2 separate regions of the Homo sapiens genome follow, and region 1 is linked to region 2. A link is an interaction called in ENCODE POLR2A ChIA-PET data of the cell type or tissue named here. Cell type or tissue: K562. All regions are shown on one strand. Each heading gives the region's core, and the rest is flanking DNA. Links, peaks and the distances in the headings are about the cores only.

What was found. ChIA-PET counts read pairs that join two places held together with the same protein. Peaks named below come from ENCODE experiments on the same cell type or tissue, not always from the same donor. Only the 100,000 strongest peaks of a DNase experiment are listed, where the experiment ranks them.
Region 1: POLR2A ChIA-PET joins it to region 2 with 5 read pairs; 12 of 35 experiments call an interaction of 5 or more read pairs at or near these places.

What each region holds. Positions count from the first base shown.
Region 1 is chr15:64,799,275-64,804,646 of GRCh38, reverse strand. No RefSeq gene overlaps it. Among named protein-coding and RNA genes, the nearest start is that of PIF1, 24 kb to the left of the region's middle. RefSeq lists an enhancer at 4,483-5,372. In K562, for the core only: no CTCF peak of the experiment used is centred there; a DNase peak (open chromatin) is centred at 2,466.
Region 2 is chr15:64,719,816-64,725,187 of GRCh38, reverse strand. It overlaps LOC124903507 (a long non-coding RNA gene), which reads right to left. Exons shown (of 3, transcript XR_007064679.1): 3 at 4,619-5,372. Among named protein-coding and RNA genes, the nearest start is that of OAZ2, 19 kb to the right of the region's middle. In K562, for the core only: no CTCF peak of the experiment used is centred there; no DNase peak of the experiment used is centred there.

The DNA.
Region 1 (5,372 bases), core at 137-5,136, 80 kb before region 2:
TGGGAAATGCTGATGGCTTAACCAGCAGTCCCAGCTTTTCTGCACTGAACAGAAAGCCTACTCGTCCCACCTCACTCTCCTTCATCCAAGTTGACCAGGTCCTCCAAGTTTGGTTCAAGTCTTCTTTTCCTCCAAAAAGGCCAGTTCAGTTCCCCTCTGTGAACTGGAGCTCCTACAGGGCTGGACTTCCACTTGCCTGCCTCCATCAGCAGCTCCTACCATCCTGTGGGAATGCAGAGCTAGGGGCTCCAGGAGACCCAGCTACTAGGACATTTGATGAGGAAGTGGCTGGGTCTGAGGGCTCATTCCCACAGAACATGACTCCTCCTGCCCCAGAGCTGTTTTTGACACGGGATTATCTTTGACCTTCAGAAACATCCTTGCTGCCAACTCTAAAAAAGCTCAGAGTTGGCCAGTCGCGGTGGCTCATGCTTGTAATCCTAGCACTTTGGGAGGCCGAGGCAGGTGGATCACGAGGTCAAGAGATCAAGACCATCCCTGGCCAACATGGTGAAATCCCATCTCTACTAAAAATACAAAAAAATTAGCTGGGCATGGTGGCATGCACCTGTAGTCCCAGCTACCCAGGAGACTGAGGCGGGAGAACCACTTGAACCGAGGAGGCAGAGGTTGCACTGAGCCAAGATCGTGCCACTGCTCTCCAGTCTGGCGACAGAGCGAGACTCTGTCTCAAGGAAAAAAAAAAAAACAAACAAACCCAGAGTTGGGCTTCAGGACATACACTCAGCTGGAGGTTTTAGACCCCATCTTACCCTGTTTCAGTGATTGACCAAATGAATGTTCAGGGCCAGATGACCTTCCCCAAAGGCACAGGAAGGAATAGCTAGCAGGAAATACAATTTGTTAGAAGATACCACTAAGGGAAGAGAAGCCAGAACCTACCAGTTTGGCATCTTCCTACTCTGGGGTCTGAACTGCATCAGCCACTTACTTCAAGCCTCAGTTTTCTCATCAGTAAAATGGGAATAATGATACCGATTTCATCCTACATGAGAATTAAATGATATATGCAAAGTGCTTTGCTTTGCATTTATCAGATGGATCCCCTGTTTCAATAAGAACTGTAGCTACTATTTTTTGTTCTTTTTTTTTTTTTTTTTTGAGATGGAGTTTCACTCTTGTCGTCCAGGCTGGAGTAGAATGGCGCAATCTCAGCTCACTGCAACCTCTGCCTCTCGGGTTCAAGAGATTATTCTGCCTCAGCCTCCCGAGTAGCTGGGATTACAGATGCCTGCCACCGCACCCGGCTAATTTTTGTATTTTTAGTAGAGACGGGGTTTCATCATATTGATCAGGCTGGTCTCAAACTCCTGACCTCAAGTGATCCGCCTGTCTCAGCCTCACAAAGTGCTGGGATTACAGGCGTGAGCCACCGTGCCCAGCCTCAGCCTAATTTTTTGTATTTTTAGTAGAGTCAGGGGCTTCACCATGTCGGCCAGGCTGGTCTCAAACTCCTGACCTCAGGTGATCCACCCACCTCGGCCTCCCAAAATGCTGGTATTACAGATGTGAGCCACCACACCCGGCCCATTTTTTGTTCATTTATGAAGTGCCAGGCCTTGAGCTAAACACTTTGCATATATTATTATGAAGTGACATAAATGAACAAAAAATTCATTGACAAGGTGGGAGGGGAGTGTGCGGAAGTGGAGAGGCACAAACGCAGAGTTTGCTTAGCCAGAGGTGGGCAGGCGGTGAATAGCTAGAGTAAAATCACAACGTCCCAAGTGTGGTGCTAAGCAGTCTACATACATTATTCCATTTATTTGTTTATTTTTATTTTGTTTATTTATTTATTTTGAAACTGAGTCTTGCTCTCTTGCCCAGGCTGAAGTGCAGTGGCATGATCTCGGCTCACTGCAACCTCTGCCTCCCAGGTTCAAGTGATTCTTCTGCCTCAGCCTCCCCAGTAGCTGGGACTACAGGCATGCGACACCACACCCAGCTCATTTTTGTATTTTTAGTAGAGATGGGGTTTTGCCATGTTGCTCAGGCTAGGATTGAACTCATGAGCTCTCAAGTGATCTGCCCACCTGGGCCTCCCAAAGTGCTGGGATTACAGGCATGAGCCACTGCACCCAGCCCATTATTTCATTTAAATCTCAGCTTCTTCCTCTGTCAAAAGTAGTGGTTTTGAACAGAAGCTTCCCAAGTCCTTTCTAGTTTAGTGAGTACTTACAGAATGTTTTAAATCTACAAAGTATTTTTCACTTTATAGCGCCGACCACTATTTAGTTCTGTGTTCTAATAGTTGTCAGTGGCTGCACAAGTAGATGCAGAACTAGAACCAGGGAGGATGGCTAGGTTTTTCCCCAGAGCCCAGTGGCAGGAGGCTCTGAGCCCGGTGGGCAAGAGCTGAAGGCCCACACGGGCCAGGGAGGGCACGCCCCTTGAAGGCAACGACGTCATGGAAGCTTGGCTCTGGCTTCCAGCCAGCATCCGGTTCTATCTGGTTGTGCTGGGGCCCAGAGGACTGGGTCTGGAACTCATCAGCCCCACCTGTCAGCCCTCCCCTGGCCGGCAAGCAGGGGCCTTTGGTTATCACTAAGGAGAGTGAGGCTGAGGGTGAGCTGAACATGGGCACAATCCAGAGGCCCAATATCCCATCCCCGCTGGACAACTCAGGGGAGGGGGCTGTGTTCCTCAGCCAGGCACCCGCAATTTGACTGAGCTCTATTATGTGACAGGCACCATGAAGTATGCAAAGACCTCATTTATTCATTCAGTAAATATTTATTGAACACTTAACAGTGTGCCTGGCCCTGAGCTGGTTCCAGAGAATCACAAAAATTCCTGCCTGGCCAGGCGCGGTGGCTCACGCCTGTAATCCCAGCACTTTGGGAGGCCTAGATGGGAGGATCCCTTGAGCCCAAGAGTTTGAGCCCAGCCTGGACAACATAGTGAGATCCTATCTCTAAATTTTTTTTTTTTGAGACACAGTCTCACTCTGTTGCCAGGCTGGAGTGCAGTGGTGCTTAGTAGAGACAGGGTTTCACCATGTTGGCCAGGATGGCCTCGATCTCTTGACCTCATGATCCACCTGCCTCAGCCTCCCAAAGTGCTGGGATTACAAGCGTGAAAAAAAAAATTTTAAGGTTAAAAAAGTAAAAAAAGGTCGGGTACGGTGGCTCACACCTGTAATCCCAGTACTTTGGGAAGCTGAGGCAGGTGGATCACGAGGTCAGGAGATTGAGACCATCCTTGCTAGCACAGTGAAACCCCATCACTACTAAAAATACAAAAAATTAGCCGGGCGTGGTGGCGGGCGCCTGTAGTCCCAGCTACTCTAGAGGCTGAGGCAGGAGAATGGCATGAACCCGGTAGGCGGAGTTTGCAGTGAGCAGAGATCGCCACTGCACTCCAGCCTGGGCGACACAGCGAGACTCCGTCTCAAAAAAAAAAAAAAAAGTAAAAAAAAAAGTCTGGCTCTATTCTAGTAGAAGAAGCTGTAAAATAAAGCAGAAATGTGATGGGAAATTAAAAAGAGAGTGATTCACTTTACATAGAGTAGTCAGAGAAGGCCCCTTTGAGCTGAGGGAGGAAAGTAGAGCTAGAAAGACCATTCTAGACAAAGGAAAAATTGTGCAAAGACCCCAAGGCAGGAAAATTTGGAGTGTTTGGAGAGTTGTAAGACAAATGGAAGGTGGGCACACACTAAGCTCTTCCTCAATAAATGCCAGCTAAAGAAATTAATAAATGATTGTAAGGATTTCTGCTTCTAGACAAGATGATTTACATTCCCACCTAAAAACAACTAAAATACTCCCCAAAGTATGTGAAACATGGTTCTCAAGACATTGAAACCCATAAGATGAAAAATAGTGATTCCAGAGAGTCAGCAAACAAATGAGGAAAACCCTACAAATGCCCCACCTTGCTGCCTAAAGAAAATTTCCAGGGCCGGGCACCGTGACTCACACTTGTAATCCCAGCACTTTCAGAGGCCAAGGTGGAAGGATCATTTGAGACCAGCCTGGGCAGCATAGTGAGACCCTGTCTCTGCAAAAACAAATGTAAAACAGGCAGGCATGTGCCTGTTTTACAATGTAAATGTAAACAAATGTAAAACAGGTGGCAAGTGCCTGAAGTCCCAGCTATTTAGGAGGCTGAGGCAGGAGGATCACTTGAGCCCAGGAGGTCAAGGCTACAGTGAGCTATGATAATGCCACTGCACTCCAGCCTGGTAACAGAGCAAGGCCCTGTCTCCAAAACATTATATTAATAATATAATTTGGCCGGGCATGGTGGCTCACACCTGTGATCCCAGCACTTTGGGAGGCCAAGGCAGGCAAATCACCTTAGTTTAGGAGTTTGAGACCAGCCTGGCCAACATGGAGAAACCCCGTCTTTACTAAAAATACAAAAATTAGCCAGGTTTGGTGGCAGGCCCCTATAATCCCATGTACTTAGGAGGCTGAGGCAGGAGAATCGCTTGAACCTGGGAGGCAGAAGTTGCAGTGAGCTGAGACCCACGCCATTGCACTCCATCCAGGGCAACAAGAGCGGAACTCCGTCTCAAAAAAAAAAATGTACCTCTCCCTCTCCCCCTCCCCCTCCCCCTCTCCCTACGGTCTCCCTCTCCCTCTCTTTCCACGGTCTCCCTCTGATGCCGAGCCGAAGCTGGACTGTACTGCTGCCATCTCGGCTCACTGCAACCTCCCTGCCTGATTCTCCTGCCTCAGCCTGCCGAGTGCCTGCGATTGCAGGCGCGCGCCGCCACGCCTGACTGGTTTTCGTATTTTTTTGGTGGAGACGTGGTTTCGCTGTGTTGGCCAGGCTGGTCTCCAGCTCCTAACCGCGAGTGATCCGCCAGCCTCAGCCTCCGGAGGTGCCGGGATTGCAGACGGTGTCTGGTTCACTCAGTGCTCAATGGTGCCCAGGCTGAAGTGCAGTGGCGTGATCTCGGCTTGCTACAACCTCCACCTCCCAGCCGCCTGCCTTGGCCTCCCAAAGTGCCCAGAGTGCAGCCTCTGCCCGGCCGCCACCCCGTCTAGGAAGTGAGGAGCGTCTCTGCCTGGCCGCCCATCGTCTGGGATGTGAGGAGCCCCTCTGCCTGGCTGCCCAGTCTGGAAAGTGAGGAGCGTCTCTGCTGGGCCGCCATCCCATCTAGGAAGTGAGGAGCGCCTCTTCCCGGCCGCCATCCCATCTAGGAAGTGAGGAGCGTCTCTGCCCGGCCACCCATCGTCTGAGATGTGGGGAGCGCCTTTGCCCCGCCGCCCCGTCTGGGATGTGAGGAGCGCCTCTGCCCGGCCGCGACCCCGTCTGGGAGGTGAGGAGCGTCTCTGCCCAGCCACCCCGTCTGAGAAGGGAGGAGACCCTCCGCCTGGCAGCCGCCCCATCTGAGAAGTGAG
Region 2 (5,372 bases), core at 261-5,260:
GGTTCAAGTGATTCTCCTGCCTCGGCCTCCTGAGTAGCTGGGACTACAGGTGCAAGCCACCATGCCCAGATAATTTTTGTGTTTTTAGTAGAGACGGGGTTTCACCATGTTGGTCAGGCTGTTCTGGAACTCCTGACCTTGTGATCTGCCCGCCTCGACCTCTCAAAGTGCTGGGATTACAGGCATGAGCCACCGCACCTGGCCTAATTTTTTGTGTTTTTAGTAGAGACGGTGTTTTGCTATGTTGGCCAGGCTGGTCTTAGACCTCTTGCCTGAAGTGATCCTCCCGCCTCAGCCTCCCAAAGTGTGGGATTACAGGTGTGAGCCATCGTGCCTGGCTAATTTTTGTATTTTTAGTAGAGATGGGGTTTTGCCATGTTGCTCCGGTTGGTCTCAAACTCCTGGGCTTAAGTGATCCACCTACCTCAGCCTCCCAAAGTGCTAGGATTATAGGCATGAGCCATCATGCCTGGCCCTTCATCCTAGATCTTAGGAGATCTAGTATGTTGTTGATCTGGTATTTGGTATGTTGGAGATCTGGTATTTGGTATGTTGGGAGATCTTGTATTTGGTATGTTGGGAGAGCTGGTATTTGGTATGTTAGGTGATCTGGTATTTGGTATGTTGGAGATCTGGTATTTGGTATGTTGGAGATCTGGTATTTGGTATGTTGGTGATCTGGTATTCGGTATGTTGGGAGATCTGGTATTTGGTTTGTTGGTGATCTGGTATTTGGTTTGTTGGTTGATCTGATATTTGGTATGTTGGGAGATCTGGTATTTGGTATGCTAGGTGATCTGGTATTTAGTATGTTGGAGATCTGGTATTTGGTATGTTGGAGATCTGGTATTTGGTATGTTGGAGATCTGGTATTTGGTATGTTGGTGATCTGGTATTTGGTATGTTGGTGATCTGGTATTTGGTATGTTGGGAGATCTGGTATTTGGTTTGTTGGTGATCTGGTATTTGGTTTGTTGGTTGATCTGATGTTTGGTATGTTGGGAGATCTGGTATTTGGTATATTGTCTTGATGTGTAAAAATCTCTGGGAATTCAAACAGAAACAGTTTGAAATAGTGATTTCAATATTGAGAAAGTGAATGACTCAAATGACTGTATTATAGATCCTTTCTACAAACTAAAGCTTTCCCAATATTTTGCTTTTGAATGGAAGGACCTGAAACAAATTTTGTTGTCATCTGCTTGATGATTAGGTGGTATTGAGTGACTCTGCTAGAACTTCTTCCTTTCCCAGGTACTTATGTGAATAAGATACCTCAGCATTACCATGTGTGAGATTGAAACGTTGAAATAAAATTGAGCCTAGCCAGGTGTGGCGGTATGTACCTGTAGTCCCAGCTACTCAGGAGACTGAGGCAGGAGGATCACTTGAGCCTAGAAGTTTGAGGCTGCAGTGAACTACGATCATGCCTGTGAATAGCTACTGCACTCCAGCCTGGGCAACACAGTCAGACTGTCTCAAAAAAAAAAAAAAAAAAAAAAGACAACAATAACAACGAAAACACAGCCTAAGCATAATGGCTCATACCTGTAATCCCAGCACTTTGAGAGGCCAAGGCTTGAGCCCAGGAGACCAGCCTGGGCAACAAAGTGAGTCCCTGTCTCTACAAAAAATTAGTTGAGCATGGTCATGCACACCTGTATTCCCATGTACGTGGGAGGCTGAGGCAGGAGACTGCCTGAGCCCAAGAGGTCGAGGCTGCAGTGAACCACATTTGCACCACTGCACTCCAGCCTAGGCAACAGAGCAAGACTCTGTCTCAGAAAAACAACCAACCAGCCAACAAAAACATTGATGCTTATCACTGTCTCACTCTAGCATGAGAACATCTCTCTCAATATAAGTTGTATTTCCTATACAATTTTGTGTCTTATATTTAAGAATTCTTGGCCGGGTGCAGTTGCTCACGCCTGTAATCCTAGCTAGCACTTTGGGAGTCTGAGGTGGGTGGATCACCTGAGGTCAGGAGTTTGAGACTAGCCTGACCAACATGGAGAAACCCTGTCTCTACTAATAATACAAAAATTAGCTGGGCGTGGTGGTGCATGCCTATAATCCCAGCTACTCGGGAGGCTGAGGCAGGAGAATCGCTGGAACCCGGGAGGCAGAGCTTGCGGTGAGCTGATATCGCGCCACTGCACTCCAGTCTGGGCAACAAGAGTGAAACTCCATCTTGGGGGAAAAAAAAAATGCTGGGCGCAGTGGCTCACGCCTATAATCCCAGCACTTTGGGAGGCTGAGGTGGGTGGATCACCTGAGGTCAGGTGTTCAAGATCTGCCTGGCCAACATGGTGAAACCCTGTCTCTGCTCAAAATTCAAAAATTAGCTGGGCGTGGTGGCAGGCACCTATAATCCCAGCTACTGGGGAGGCTGAGGCTGGAGAATCGCTTGAACCCGGGAGGCGGAGATTGCTGTAAGCTGAGATTGTGCCATTGCACTCCAGCCTGGGCTGGGCAACACAGCAAGACTGCATCTCAAAAAAAAAAAAAAAAAAAAAAAAGGGATAAAGTACATATTGTATTAGGAAAGCATTATGTGAGAGAAGTAAAAAGAAAATACAAGTTCAAGGAGAAAAAGGAGTGATGTAAAATTTCCTGTGCTAAAGAACAGCTTACTTTTTCTTTTTTTCTTTCTTTCTTTTTTTTTTTTTTTTGAGAGGGAGTCTCACTCTGTCGCCCAGGCTAGAGTGCAGTGGCATGATCTTGGCTCACTGCAACTTCCGACACCTGGGTTCAAGCGATTCTCTTGCCTCAGCCTCCCAAGCAGCTGGGATTACATGCACACGCCACCACGCCTGGCTATTTTTTGTATTTTTAGTAGAGACAGGGTTTCACCATGTTGGCCAGGCTGGTCTCAAACTCCTGACCTCAAGTGATCCGCCCGCCTCTGCCTCTCAAAGCGCTGGGATTACAGGCGTGAGCCACTGCACCTGGCCTCTTTTTCTTTCTTTTTTTTGAGACAGAGTCTCACTCTGTCACCCAGGCTGGAGTGCACTGGGTTGATCTCAACTCACTGCAATCTCTGCCTCCGAGGTTCAAGCAATTCTAATGCCTCAGCCTCCTGAGTTGTTGGGATTACAGGTACGCATCACCATGCCCGGCTAATTTTTGTACTTTTAGTAGAGATGGGGTTTTGCTTTGTTGGCCAGGCTGGACTCAAACTCCTGGCCTCAAGCAATCTGCCCACTGCCTCGGCCTCCCATAGTGCTGGGATTACAGGCATGAGTCACTGTGTCCAGCTTCAATATTTCTAATACAAAAAAAAATTGCAAAGAAATCACATCCTTCGAAACTGTTTTTATATTTTTTTGTAGAGACAGGGTCTCAGTCTATCACTCAGGCTGGAATGCAGTGGTATGATCATTATTCACTGTAACCTTGAGCACCTGGCCTCAAGCAATCCTCCCACCATAGCCTCCCAAAGTGCTTGGATTACAGATATGTCCCACTGTGCCCAGCCTTTTGCAACTATTTAAACATGGTTAAAATTTTTTTTAAATCAAATTTTAAAATTTCCCCTTTTTTTTTTTTTTTGAGACAGAGTTTTGCTCTTGTCTCCCAGGTTGGAGTGCAATGGTGTGATCCCTACTCACTGCAACCTCCGCCTCCTGGGTTCAAGCGATTCTTTGGCCTCACCCTCCCGAGTAGCTGGGATTACAGGCACCTGCCACCACGCCCGGCTAATTTTTGTATTTATAGTAGAGACGGGGTTTCACCATGTTGTCCAGGCTGGTCTTGAACTCCTGACCTCAGGTGATCCACCCACCTCGGCCTCCCAAAGTGCTGGGATTACAGGCGTGAGCCACCATGCCCAGCCTAAAAACTTCACTTTTAAAACAAGCTTTATTGAAGGGGTACATAATTTTTAAAAATGTTTAGGGTATGCATGAGCTAAATTATTGAAAGACTACAGTCTTGAGAGATGAGCTAGAGGTTGCTTGACAAAGGAGGAGGAGAAAGACGTTCTTTGTAGGAGAAAGAGGGTTCTGTGAGTGGACTTGTTCATGGAAGGGAGTAATCTGAGATAAACTGGAAATGTATCCATCCTGGGCAACAGAGAGATACCCTATCTCTACAAAAAATACAAAAAGTAGCTGGGCATGGTGGCATGTACCTGTAGTCCCAGCTACTCAGGAGGCTAAGGCAGGGTGTATCACCTGAGCCCAGGAGGTGGAGGTTGCAGTGAGCTGAGATCACGCTATTGCACTCCAGCCTGGGCACTGGAGTGAGACCATGTCTTAAAAAAAAAAAAAAAAAAGGCCAGGCGTGGTGGCTCACGCCTGTAATCCCAGCACTTTGGGAGGCCGAGGCAGGTGGATCACGAGGTCAGGAGATCGAGACCATCCTGCCTAACACAGTGAAACCCTGTCTCTACTAAAAATACAAAAAAAAAAAAAAAAAAAAAAAATTAGCTGGGCGTGGTGGCAGGTGCCTGTAGTCCCAGCTACTCAGGAGGCTGAGGCAGGAGAATGGTGTGAACTCGGGAGGCGGAGCTTGCAGCCTGGGTGACAAGAGTGAGACTCCGTCTCAAAAAAAAAAAAAAAAAAAACCTGGAAATGTAAGTTGGGGTCAGACTCACAGGAACTAGGCTGAGGCATTTCTGTTTATTATTAATTTTAATTACGCAAGTTTTGCATGATTACAATCTCCTTGTAAAAAACTGAAGCTTTATGAATAGGCCTGGGACTGTCACTTCCATTTCTGGTCTCCAGAGGTGACCTTGGTTTTCAGTTGATGCAAGTTCATCTGGCACATGCTGCAGGTCTCTCTGTGACAGAATGTCCGAGCTAAGGAGTTTTAGCTTCTTCACAGGGTCATTGGCAACCAGGGGCTGGGGTGGAGCTGAGAATTTCTACAGGACTTATTACTCCTTTGTGTTTTGCAACTGGGGTTGCTCACTTAGATAATAAGAGTTGTGATTTGGGAGTGAGGGAAGGAGTTGGGGGTAATTTTGGCGCAAGGCCTGTGACACTGTATTGTCAGCAGCTGTCATTAAGCACTGTGCCACTGGAAGGTAGAAGGGAGGGTGCAGAAAAGCTGATGGGAGGACATGAAATCCCATCTTTATTTGCTTATAGATAGGCCTGGCTGGGGTAGAAATGTGCTCGCTACAAACAGTGGCCCTCTTAGTTTCTTTCGTGTCCCCACTTTTTTTTTTTTTTTTTTTTAGTAGAGATGGGGTTTCTCCATGTTGCCCAGTTTGGTCTTAAACTCCTGGGCTCAAGTGATCCACCTGCCTCGGCCTCCCGAAGTGCTGGGATTACAGGCGTGAGCCACCACACCTGGCCATATCCCCACTTTTGAATGAGACGAGGGTACAGAAAACAGTGTAATAACCATTCAAGTGTGAT